Linked DNA regions of Homo sapiens: region 2 is linked to region 1. Evidence: read pairs that join two places in POLR2A ChIA-PET (ENCODE). Cell type or tissue: B cell. All regions are shown on one strand. Links, peaks and the distances in the headings refer to the core of each region. The heading gives the core; the rest is flanking DNA.

Evidence for each region. Peaks named below come from ENCODE experiments on the same cell type or tissue, not always from the same donor. Only the 100,000 strongest peaks of a DNase experiment are listed, where the experiment ranks them.
Region 2: POLR2A ChIA-PET joins it to region 1 with 9 read pairs; 2 of 35 experiments call an interaction of 5 or more read pairs at or near these places.

What each region holds. Positions count from the first base shown.
Region 1 is chr9:6,427,322-6,432,321 of GRCh38, forward strand. All of the region lies in intron 2 of UHRF2 (ubiquitin like with PHD and ring finger domains 2), which reads left to right. Among named protein-coding and RNA genes, the nearest start is that of UHRF2, 17 kb to the left of the region's middle. RefSeq lists an enhancer at 1,885-2,004. In B cell, for the core only: no CTCF peak of the experiment used is centred there; a DNase peak (open chromatin) is centred at 2,110; H3K27ac peaks cover 1,535 bases.
Region 2 is chr9:6,768,521-6,774,418 of GRCh38, forward strand. The region is part of intron 1 of KDM4C (lysine demethylase 4C); the gene reads left to right. Among named protein-coding and RNA genes, the nearest start is that of KDM4C, 13 kb to the left of the region's middle. RefSeq lists an enhancer at 2,634-3,607. In B cell, for the core only: no CTCF peak of the experiment used is centred there; no DNase peak of the experiment used is centred there; H3K27ac peaks cover 696 bases.

The DNA of each region.
Region 1 (5,000 bases), core at 1-5,000:
GTACAAAAGATGAATTTTCAAATTAACTTTATTCAAAACTGGCATAGGTAAACATTTAAACAGTATGTTAAGATGAAATTTTAGGCCAGGCACAGTGGCTCACACCTGTAATCCCAGCACTTTGGGAGGTCGAGGCAGGCAGAGCACCTGAGGTCAGGCTTTTGCAACCATCCTGGCCAACATGGTGAAACTCCGTCTCTACTGAAAATAAAAAAATTAGCTGGCTGTGGTGGCGTACGACTAATCCCAGCTACTTGGGAGGCTGAGACGGGAGAATCACTTGAACCCAGGAGGTGGAGGTTTCAGTGAGCTTAGACCGCGCCACTGCACTCCTGCCTGGGTGACAGAGCAAGACCCCATCTCAAAAAAAAGAAATTTTAATCTGAAGTTATTTATTGCTCAATATCATTATTTTGCTCTGTTTGATAACTGAGCAATATTTAACCAGTTTCAGATATTTTCATATGTTATTGCAAGAAACTAGATACCACTACTACATATGGAGAGCCTATGAAAGATTGTACAGAGGCTGGGTCCATCCATTCACATTATATGTGCATTTAACATAAATTGAATCACACTGGGTCTAGATTGGGAACTAATTTTCTGAAGCAAGATGGACATTCGAACCTAAGTTCGTTTTAATTTTGGTTTTTGTGTATGGAAGCTTTTTATGATGCCAGAAAGATCGTACTTTCAAGTGGCTGTCATCCTGGACTAAATAATGACTGTTTAGAATGATGATGGTAAGCCTTTACAGTTTAGCTGAGCATGTGGCACTGTTAAACTTCTTACATGTTTTCTTATGCTCATTGTATAATAGAAAGTACTGGAAAGAGGAGAATTATCATTGATAACTTCTTATTTCTTTTGTCCACAGTACAGTTCTTGATGTTTAACCTTTTTGATTATGAAATGTATTAGACAATACAAAGAGCACGATCACTGTCTATAAACACCATCCAAGTTATGAAATAGAATAACAATACTCCCAGGAACTTACCAGGTGCCTCCTCCTGATTATAACTCCCTCTTCCCTAGTTGTAACTGCTACCCAGACTTCTATGGTAATCATTTCTTTGTTCTTTACTAACTTTCTTATTAATATTAACCTTTAACAACCTATTAATAATCTTTAACTTATTTATGCAACCCTAATCCCTAATTTTCTGGTTTCTGAACTTTATGTAAATGGAACCATATTGCTTTTGCTTTTTTTTTTTTTTTTTTTTTTTTTTTTTTTTTTTTTTGAACGATCTCATTCTGTCACTTGGCTGGAGTGCAGTGGCATGATCATAGCTTACTGCAGCCCCAACCTTCTGGGCTTAAGCGATCCTGCTGCCTCAGCTTCCTGAGTAACCGGGACTACAGGTCTGTGCCACCATACCCAGCTAATTTTCAATTTTTCGTAGAGACAGAGTTTCACTATGTTGTCCAGGCTGGTCTTGAACTCCTGGGTTCAAACAGTCCTCCTGCCACTTCCTCCCAAAGTGCTGGGATTACAGTGTGAGCCATCACACCCAGCCCTGCATTTTAAAATTTGTGATTAAAGAAAGATGGGGCCGAGTGTGGTGGCTCATGCCTGTAATCCCAGCACTTTGGGAGGTGGAGGACAAGTGGATCACTTGAGGTCAGGAATTCGAGACCAGCCTGGCCAACATGGTGAAACCCCATCTCTGCTAAAAATATAAAAGGTTAGACACTATGGTGGTGGATACCTGTAATCCCAGCTACTCAGGAGGCTGAAGCAGGAGAATTGCTTGTACCTGGGAGGCAGAGGTCGCAGTGAGCCAACATCGCACCACTGCACTCCAGCCTGGGCAACAGAGCAAGACTCTGTCTCAGGAAAAAAAAAAAAAGGAAGATGGTACAATGAGAGAACAATTTTCAGAGTTGGAGAACCTGTATTCTCAGCTTAACTCCCACATTTTTTACCTGTGTATCTCTTGAGCAAATGTATTTCATGTCTGGACCTCATTAGAAAATGGGAATTATTTTGTATTATAATTAAAGGAGGTAAAGTATGTAATGGTAAACAGCTAATGTTTACCAGCAGTATGGTAATAAGACTGTACTCTGAGGTTTTGTGGTTTTTTTGTTTCTGTTTCTTTTAGACAGAGTCTTGCACTGTCATGCAGGCTGGAGTATAGTGGCGGGATCCACGCCTGGCTAGTTTTTGTGTTTTTTAGTAGAGATGGGGGTTTTAGCCATGTTGGCCAGACTGGTCTCGAACTCCTGACCTCAGGTGCTCCACCTGCCTCGGCCTCCCGAAGTGCTGGAATTACAGGCATGAGCCACTGCACCCGGGCTATACTCTGAGTTTTAATGAGTCTTAACATTGAACGTATATACTTAGTAAGGAGACAGTTGTTTCATTTGTGTGTACTATATGCTTGCTGGGTTGGCACGTTACATGAATTTTCTCACTTTATTTCAAATACACTGCAAGATGCTGGGACAAATTAAGTAACTTGTTCATGGTTACACTTAGTGGGTGATAGATGAAGAACTTGAACCTAGGTTTACCTGCAGAGCTGGAGTGTTTTCTGCAAAACAAATGGTACCTAGCATATAGTAAAACCATCAAATATTTGCTGTTGGTATTTTCTTTTTTTAATGATTGCCCCTTGCCTCCCATACTTCAGGTTTTAAAAATATTAGATATTTGGACAGGGGAAACTTTTTGTCTAAATGTGGCTTTTCTTTTTTTGAAATGGAGTTTTACTCTTTTTGCCCTGAAGTGCAATGGCACAATATTGGCCCATTACAACCTCCACCTCCTGGGTTCAAGTGATTGTCCTGCCTCAGCCTCCCAAGTAGCTGGGATTACAGGTGCATGCCACCATGCCCGGCTAATTTTGTACTTTTAGTAGAGACAGGGTTTCGCCATGTTTGCCGGGCTGGTCTTGAACTCCTGACCTCAGGTGATCCATCCACCCTGGCCCCCTAAACTGCTGGGATTACAGGCGTGAGCCCCTGTGCCTGGCCCTTAATGTGGCTATATCTTTGATGTGAATGAATGCAGCTCTTAAGTGTAGAATTATGTGGTTGGCTTAAACTTTTTTTTAGCTTTTTAGTTCAACTCCTCTCCTCCCCATATTAATCTTTTAAAAATAATTGTATATTTTATGATGTTTTGACATCTTTGGGGGCCTTACTGGCTGAGGAGAGACTGCCCTTTTTCCTAGAGCTAGCTTATTCCTAGAGATAGTAAACAGCTGATCAGTGAGCCTGCCTTTTATATACAAAAACATGTAATCCCGAGTCCATGCACTTAACTACCTCCCTTATCTAACTCTTAAACACCAAGCCAATATTCCGCCCTGATCACCCACAGCCAGGTACCAAACAACTAGAGGCCACCCCTACAATCCAAAGCCCACTGACATTATTCAAACTAGCCATCTTGTTTCCCCTGCCTTGCCTTTCCCATGGAAAACACAATAAAGGCTCTGGGCCCTAATTTTCCCCTGTTCCCTCTGCCTCCTGACCAAACCTAGTGCTTTCCTGTATTTCCCCTTCTCTTGGGGAATGAGTAATTCTTCTTTCAGTGGCATTGGCTTCTCCATGTTGTCACTTAGTTACATCAATAAATTAAAATCTCATGAGTATAATTCAGATGCTCCCACATAGGCAAATTCTGTTTTCCTCTTTTGTCTGCTATTTTGCTACTCCTTTAGCTAATTACTTCAGTTCTTAATTTGTACTAGATTACTTAGTTACCATGGCAGGATCTTCTGTGTTCATATTAATCATACAGGCCTAAGTATTTTTCCTCTGAACTGCCTTTAAAATCCAGGCTTTATAACACAGCTTTAACATCTTGCATGCATCTTGGCCTATTCAAATTTTGCTTGACTTAGTATGTCTATCCAATGTGCAGAAAGTTTTGAATTTAAGAGCATTTCTGTCCCCACCCAGTTTATGTGCATTTCTGTGAGTGCTTACTCACAGCAATACTTAGTAGGGTACTTACTATATTTAGTAGGATAATCCTTTTTTTTGGCCAGGCAGGGTGCCTTGTGCATGTAATCTCAGCACTATGAGAGACCAAGGAAAGAGGATTGTTTGAGGCCAGGAGTTCAAAACCAGCCTGGGCAACATAGCAAACTCTGTCTCTACAAGAAGTAACATTAGCTAGGTGTGGTGGCATATACCTGTAGTCCTAGCTGCTCAGGAGTTTGAGTTCAGGAGTAGGAGGCTGCGGAGAGCTGTGATCACACCACTGCATCCAGCCTGGGCAGCAGATAGCCTGTCTTAAAAAAAAAAATTCTTACGTCCAGTTGTAAATCTAGGTTTACTATATTCAAAGAATGCCCTACCTTTGTGAGCTGATATGTTCTATGTGTTGATGTTCAAGCAATGGCAGTATTTTGAGGTTGATTTAGGTGTCTGTTAACTTTAGTTTATTGTTAGATGTTAAGGTAGCCAGCTATTAGATCTGCCTGCTAGTATCTTACATTTGATAGGCAAATTCAGTACTTCATTTGTGCCGCCTCGTGTTCCTTAGTAAGGTTGATGATATAGCTTAATGTGTTTTTGCTGTTACCATTTTAGTATCAACTATATGCTGCATTCTCTGCTATGCAATATTTTTATAGTAATATATGAAACTTACATTTTGATTTGCTGCGACAGAGTAGTAACCTCAGTTTATTCTCCCAAGTATGATGGACCTTAACATTGATTATTTTCATTTTTACTGTGTTGTCTACAAGAGACTAAATGTCTTTAAATTTGTCAGTGATTAGTATGGGAGAAATGAGCCTATGTTTATTTAATACATGAATTAATTTATGTAATGTATAACATGCTCCATCTCTGATTGTTTGTCCTACCCAGCATGGTTGGCTCTTAGGTTTTTATTTTTTCCTAAACTGTTCATTCTTGTGTAATATTAAACTTTATGTCTTTCAAGCTATTTCATTGCTACCATGTTCATTACATACAGTGCCTTTGGTCAAATGTACCTCTTCTGGTAGTGACAGTTGATAGTTTTT
Region 2 (5,898 bases), core at 439-5,438, 340 kb after region 1:
TCAGGAAATTAACACTGATACATTACTATCATCTAATTTTTAGATTCTTCATATTTCACTATTTGTTATAGTAATTAATGTTCTTCATAGCAAAAGTATCCAGTCCAGAATTGTGCAATATGTATTCTTGTTGTAGGTCTTTTAAGCATCCTTCAATCTCAAATATGGATTTGAGAAGGATTTTCATGATCTTGATTTTTTTTTCCTTGATCTTCATGGTCTTGATTTTCATGATCTTGACACTTTTTGTTTTTCTTTCTTTTTTTTTTAAAGAGGGAGTTTCACTCTGTTGCCCAGGCTGGAGTGCAGTGATGCAATCTCTGCTCACTGCAACCTCCACCTCCCGGGTTCAAGTGATTCTCCTGCCTCAGCCTCCCGAGTAACTGGGACTACAGGTGCCCATCACCATGCCCGGGTAATTTTTGTATTTTTAGTAGAGGCGGGGTTTCACCATGTTGGCCAGGCTGGTCTCGAACTCCTGACCTCAAATGATCCACCCACCTCAGCCTCCCAAAGTGCTGGGATTACAAGCGTGAGCCACTACACCTGGCCTGGAGTTTGTTCATTTTAAAAAAGGAAATTTTCATCAATACTCTTAAGTGAAGCTGGTTTGCAGTTTTCTTGGGTCGTTTTTAAGTTTTGTTACTCATTTTAGGCTTCTTAAGAAAGGATTTCTAAGCTTGCTGTTTTTTTTTTCCATGCAATCTGGAACATCTTAAATAACATGTCATACATTTCTTAAAAATTGATCAGAATTGTTTATCTAGTGGAGAGAAGATTTGTTCCTTATTTAGTGGGCTTTGGTGTGATCTTTTTCCTTTTTTTCTTCTCTTCTCTTTTCTTTTTTGGCAGCTGGAGAGCCTAGCAAAGAGGTCAGTTATATTTGGGATCTGGGTCCGGGATACAAAACTTGGAGTCAGTTCATTGCACCTATTTGCTGTTTGACCTTAGAAAATTTATTTCCATTTCTAAGTCTTGGTTTCATCATTTCTCAAATGGGAATAATCACAGCCTGCTAACTAACATCACAGAGAACTTTTAAGAATGAAAATGAAGTAACATATGTTAAAGCACAGTAAAGAACCAAGCAAATGCAAGACTTTTTTTTATAAGAAGGTTCTTTTTAATAAGACGTCAGTACTCAAAGAGTTGTCAATGAGGATAGATCTCAATATCATGCTACTGAAGGAGTTTGTGTAGATGGACAATGCCTCCTGCTCCAAGAGCAAGCACATGGAGAAAGGGTCAATGGACACATTTGTTTTGCTGTTTAACAACAAAGAAAAATTATGAATTAGACAAAATGTAGTCTAGATAGAATTTATTTTTGTGAACATTAATGAGGGTTTGGTCATGTATTTATTAAAACCATGTGTTACGCCATGCCCGGTGGCTCATGCCTATAATCACAGCACTTTGGGAGGTTGAGGCGGGTGGATCACCTGAGGTCAGGAGTTTGAGACCAGCCTGGCCTACATGAGGAAACCCTCTCTGCTAGTAATACAAAAATTAGCCGGGCATGGTGGGGCATGCCTGTAACCCCAGGTACTTGGGAGGCTGAGGCAGGAGAATCGCTTGATCCTGGGTGGTGGAGGTTGCAGTGAGCTGAGATTGTGCCATTGCACTCTAGCCTGGGCAACGAGAGTGAAACTCCATCTCAAAAAGGAAAAACAAAACAAACAAACAAAAAACACCAAAAAAAAAAAAAGAACCCCGTGTGTTGTAAATCAAGGAAAAATGTTGGGTAACAGACTATGACTTGACTTTGTGCTTATATCATGATTGTATTTAATTTTATTATAAGTTGGTTAAATATTTGAGACTTTGGGGAAATTAAACTTGTCAAGCTGTCAACTTATCAGTTTGGATTTATGGTTTCCTATTTCATTTTGTAGATATTGAAAATACATGTCAATATCTGTGTATTTCATGTCAAGGAAGCTGTGTATTGGTATCAGGATTGAGGGAATACATGATCAACAAATACTTTTCCAAGTTTCAGTGTCACAGATTGCATATGGCATGATAATACATCACATTCATTTCCCTCAAGTTTGTTTTTTTTTTTGACAGGTAGTTAACAAAAAATGTGCAAATTGCCATAATTCTCTAAAATAGTATTTCTTGCATTCATTAATAATGAAAAAAGCAAGGATGGTCAGATTATTGTGTTTGATGTTTTTCAACGTCTTTTTTTTTTTTTTTCAATATAGCCGGTATCGTATATGGTTTTTGCGATTTTGATCCTTTTTTTTTTTTTTTTTTTTCCTTTTGAGATGGAATCTCGCTCTGTCGCTCAGGCTGGAATGCAGTGGCGCAATCTTGGCTCACTGCAACCTCTGCCTCCCCGGTTCAAGTGATTCTTCTGCCTCAGCCTCCAGAGTAGCTGGGACTACAGGTGCATGCCACCACTCCCAGCTAATTTTTGTATTTTCAGTAGAGACGGGGTTTCACCATATTGGCCAAGCTGGTCTCAAACTCCTGACCTCGTGATCCACCCGCCTTGGCCTCCCAAAGTGCTGGGATTACAGGCGTGAGCCACTGCGCCCGACTGTGAATCTTTTTTTTTTTTTTTTTTTTTTTTTTTTTAAGAGATGAGGTCTCTCCAAGTTGCCCAGGCTGGTCTCAAACTCCTGAGCTCAAGTGATCCTCTTGCCTTGGCCTCCCCCCAAAGTGCTAGGATTACAGGTGTGAGCCACTGCACCTGGCCTGATTGTGAATCTTTAGGAATAATTGGAAAGTTTGCGTATTAAATTGTCTTGAAATATGTTTTCTAAGTATTTCAATTTTTTTAATTTATTTATTTTTTGAGACAGAGTCTTGCTCTGTCGCCCAGGCTGGAGTGCAATGTTACGATCTCAGCCCATTGTAATCTCCACCTCCTGGGTTCAAGTGATTCTCCTGCCTCAGCCTCCCGACCAGCTTGGATTACAGGCATGCGCCACCATGCCCTGCTAATTTTGTGTTTTTAGTAGAGACGGGGTTTCTCCATGTTGGTCAGGCCGGTCTCGAACTCCTGACCTCAGGTTATCCACCTGCCTTGGCCTCACAAAGTGCTGGGATTACAGGTGTGAGCCACTGCACCCGGCCAGTATTTCAAATTTAAGGCTTAGTTTTTATGTTTGAAACTAAGGATGAGTAGTCTCCATGGCCTCCCATGAGTCCTTCTGATAGGACTAAATAGGCTGGATAATCTCATAAAAGTCACAATGTAGAATTGCTGGAAAGCGCTGGTCCAGGCCACAGCTGGGTGCAGGGGCAGTACAGTCCAGTATTTGGTGAGGGGCTCGCTGCCCAGGCTGAGTGCTGGAGGGCCTCAATGGGTGACCTGCATGGTAGTTGCCAGGAAGCCAAAGCAGGCCCAAGGGGTTGTGACCTACCTGGGAGACTCAAGTAGCTCTTGCAGGTGTTGGGAAGCCTCTCCCCATTCCAGCCCCCCTGAGGGAGACAGTGCAAGCCCAGCAGGCTTTCAGTGTGAACTTAACACTCCTGTGAAATGCAAATTTTGGAAACTGTTGGAATGGCCTTGTTTGGCTGCCTTCTCCCTTTATCAATCCAGTTACATAAAAATAAGGATTTAGAAAGTAAATGAGTTAGGTTTCTAAATTAATATTCGTAGGAGAACAGTCTGTTTTTCTTTTTTTTTTGAGACAGAGTCTCACTCTGTTGCCCAGGCTGGAGTGCAGTGGCGCGATCTCGGCTCACTGCAAGCTCCGCCTCCTGGGTTCAAGCAATTCTGCTGCCTCAGCCTCCTGAGTAGCTGGGATTATAGGTGCCTGCCACCATGCCTGGCTAATTTTTGTATTTTAGTAGAGACGGGGTTTCACCATGTTGGCCAGACTGGTCCTTTTTTTTTTTGAGACGGCGTCTTGCTCTTGTTGCCCAGGCTGGAGTGCAATGGCACGATCTTGGCTCACCGCAACCTCCGCCTCCTGCGTTCAAGCGATTCTCCTGCCTCATCCTCCCAAGTAGGTGGGATTACAGGCATGCACCACCACGCCTGGTTAATTTTGTATTTTTAGTAGAGACAGGGTTTATCCATGTTGGTCAGGCTGGTCTTGAACTCCTGACCTCAAGTGATCTGTCCACCTCGGCCTCCCAAAGTGCTGGGATTACAGGTGTGAGCCACTGCGCCTGGCACAGATTATTTTCTTTGATTTTTTTTCTTTTACTTTTTTTTTTTTTTTTTTGAGATGGAGTTTCGTTCTTTCACCCATGCTGGAGTGAAGTGGCGCCATCTTGGCTCACTGCAGCCTCTGCCCCCCGGATTCAAGCAGTTCTCCTGCCTCAGCCTCCTGAGTAGCTGGGATTACAGGTGCGTGCCACCCCCATGCCTGGCCAATTTTTGTATTTTTAGTAGAGATGGGGTTTCACCATGTTGGCCAGGCTGGTCCCGAACTCTTGACCGCAGGTGATCCACCCACCTCGGCCTCCCCAAGTGCTAGGATTACAGGTGTGAGCCACAGTGCCTGGCTTTTCTTTTTCTTTTTTGTTTTTTTGACAAGGTCTCACTCTGTCACTCAGGCTAGAGTGGAGTGGTGAGATCATGGCTCACTGCAGCCTCGACCTCCCAGACTCAAGTGATCCTCCTGCCTCAGCCTCCTGAGTAACTGGGATTACAGGTGCACACTACTACACCTGGCTAATTTTTTAATTTTATTTGGAGAGACAGGGTCTCCCTATATTGCCCAGCCTTATCTCGAACTCCTGAGCTTAAGCGATCCTCCTGCCTCAGCCTTCCATTGTGCTGGAGTTACAGGCTGTGCCCAGCCACAATGTGCAAATGCTACCATAAATTACCATTTTTTAAAAAACGAAAGCAGATACTTTAGACAAATTATTTATTTAATGCCAGTGTCATTGTTGATGTTATAGTTTATGATTATTTAAAAGTTAAAGGTATTTTACCAAATGAGCTACACTTGATTGTCCATTTAATCTGTCAGTTTAATTTGTATAGGTATTCATAGGCCAGGCGTGGTGGCTCATGCCTGTAATCCCAGCACTTTGGGAGGCTGAGACGGGCAGATCACTTAGGCCAGGAGTTCGAGACCAGCCTGATCAACATGGTGAAATCTTGTTTCGACTAAAAATACAAAAATTAGCTGGGTGTGTTAGCGCACGCTTATAATCCCAGCTGCTCAGGTCGCTGAGGCAGGAGAATTGCTTGAACCCAGGAGACGGAGGTTGCAGTGAGTCAAGATCGCACCATGGCACCCTAGCCTGGGCGACAGAGTGAGACTCTGTCTCAAAAAAAAAAAAAAAAGTATAGGTATTGTAGATGTGTTACTGGTTGTATAATACAGTAAGATTGGGGGAAGAGACCTAGGCAAGTTATTTCCATTTTAAGGGCTTGGATACAAATGCATAACCAAACCCTAGGCATTTATTTTATTTATTTTTATTATTTATTTGTTTATTTATTTTTGAGATGGAGTCTCACTGCAAACTCCGCCTCCCGAGTTCAAGCAATTCTCCTTTCTCAGCCTCTTGAGTAGCTGGGACTACAGGCGCATGCCACTATACCTGGTTAATTTTTGTACTTTTAGTAGAGACGGGGTTTCACCATACTGGTCAGGCTGGTTTCGAACTCCTGACCTCAAGTGATCCACCTGCCTCAGCCTCCCAAAGTGCTGGGATTACAGGTGTGAGCCACCGTGCCTGGCCACCCTAGACATTGAAATTAATGTAACAAAATACAATGAAAAAACAGTCTACAGTCCTCTGTTGGGTTCACAGTCCTTCACCAGGCATGCAGGTTTGTCTTCCTTTAGGTAATATACAAACATATGGAACTGTCAAATTTAAAAACTCAAGAGTAATTGCTTGACATACAGAGGGATTTCTTAAAGAACAGTTTTACGCTGGGCGTGGTGGCTCATGCCTGTAATCCCAGCA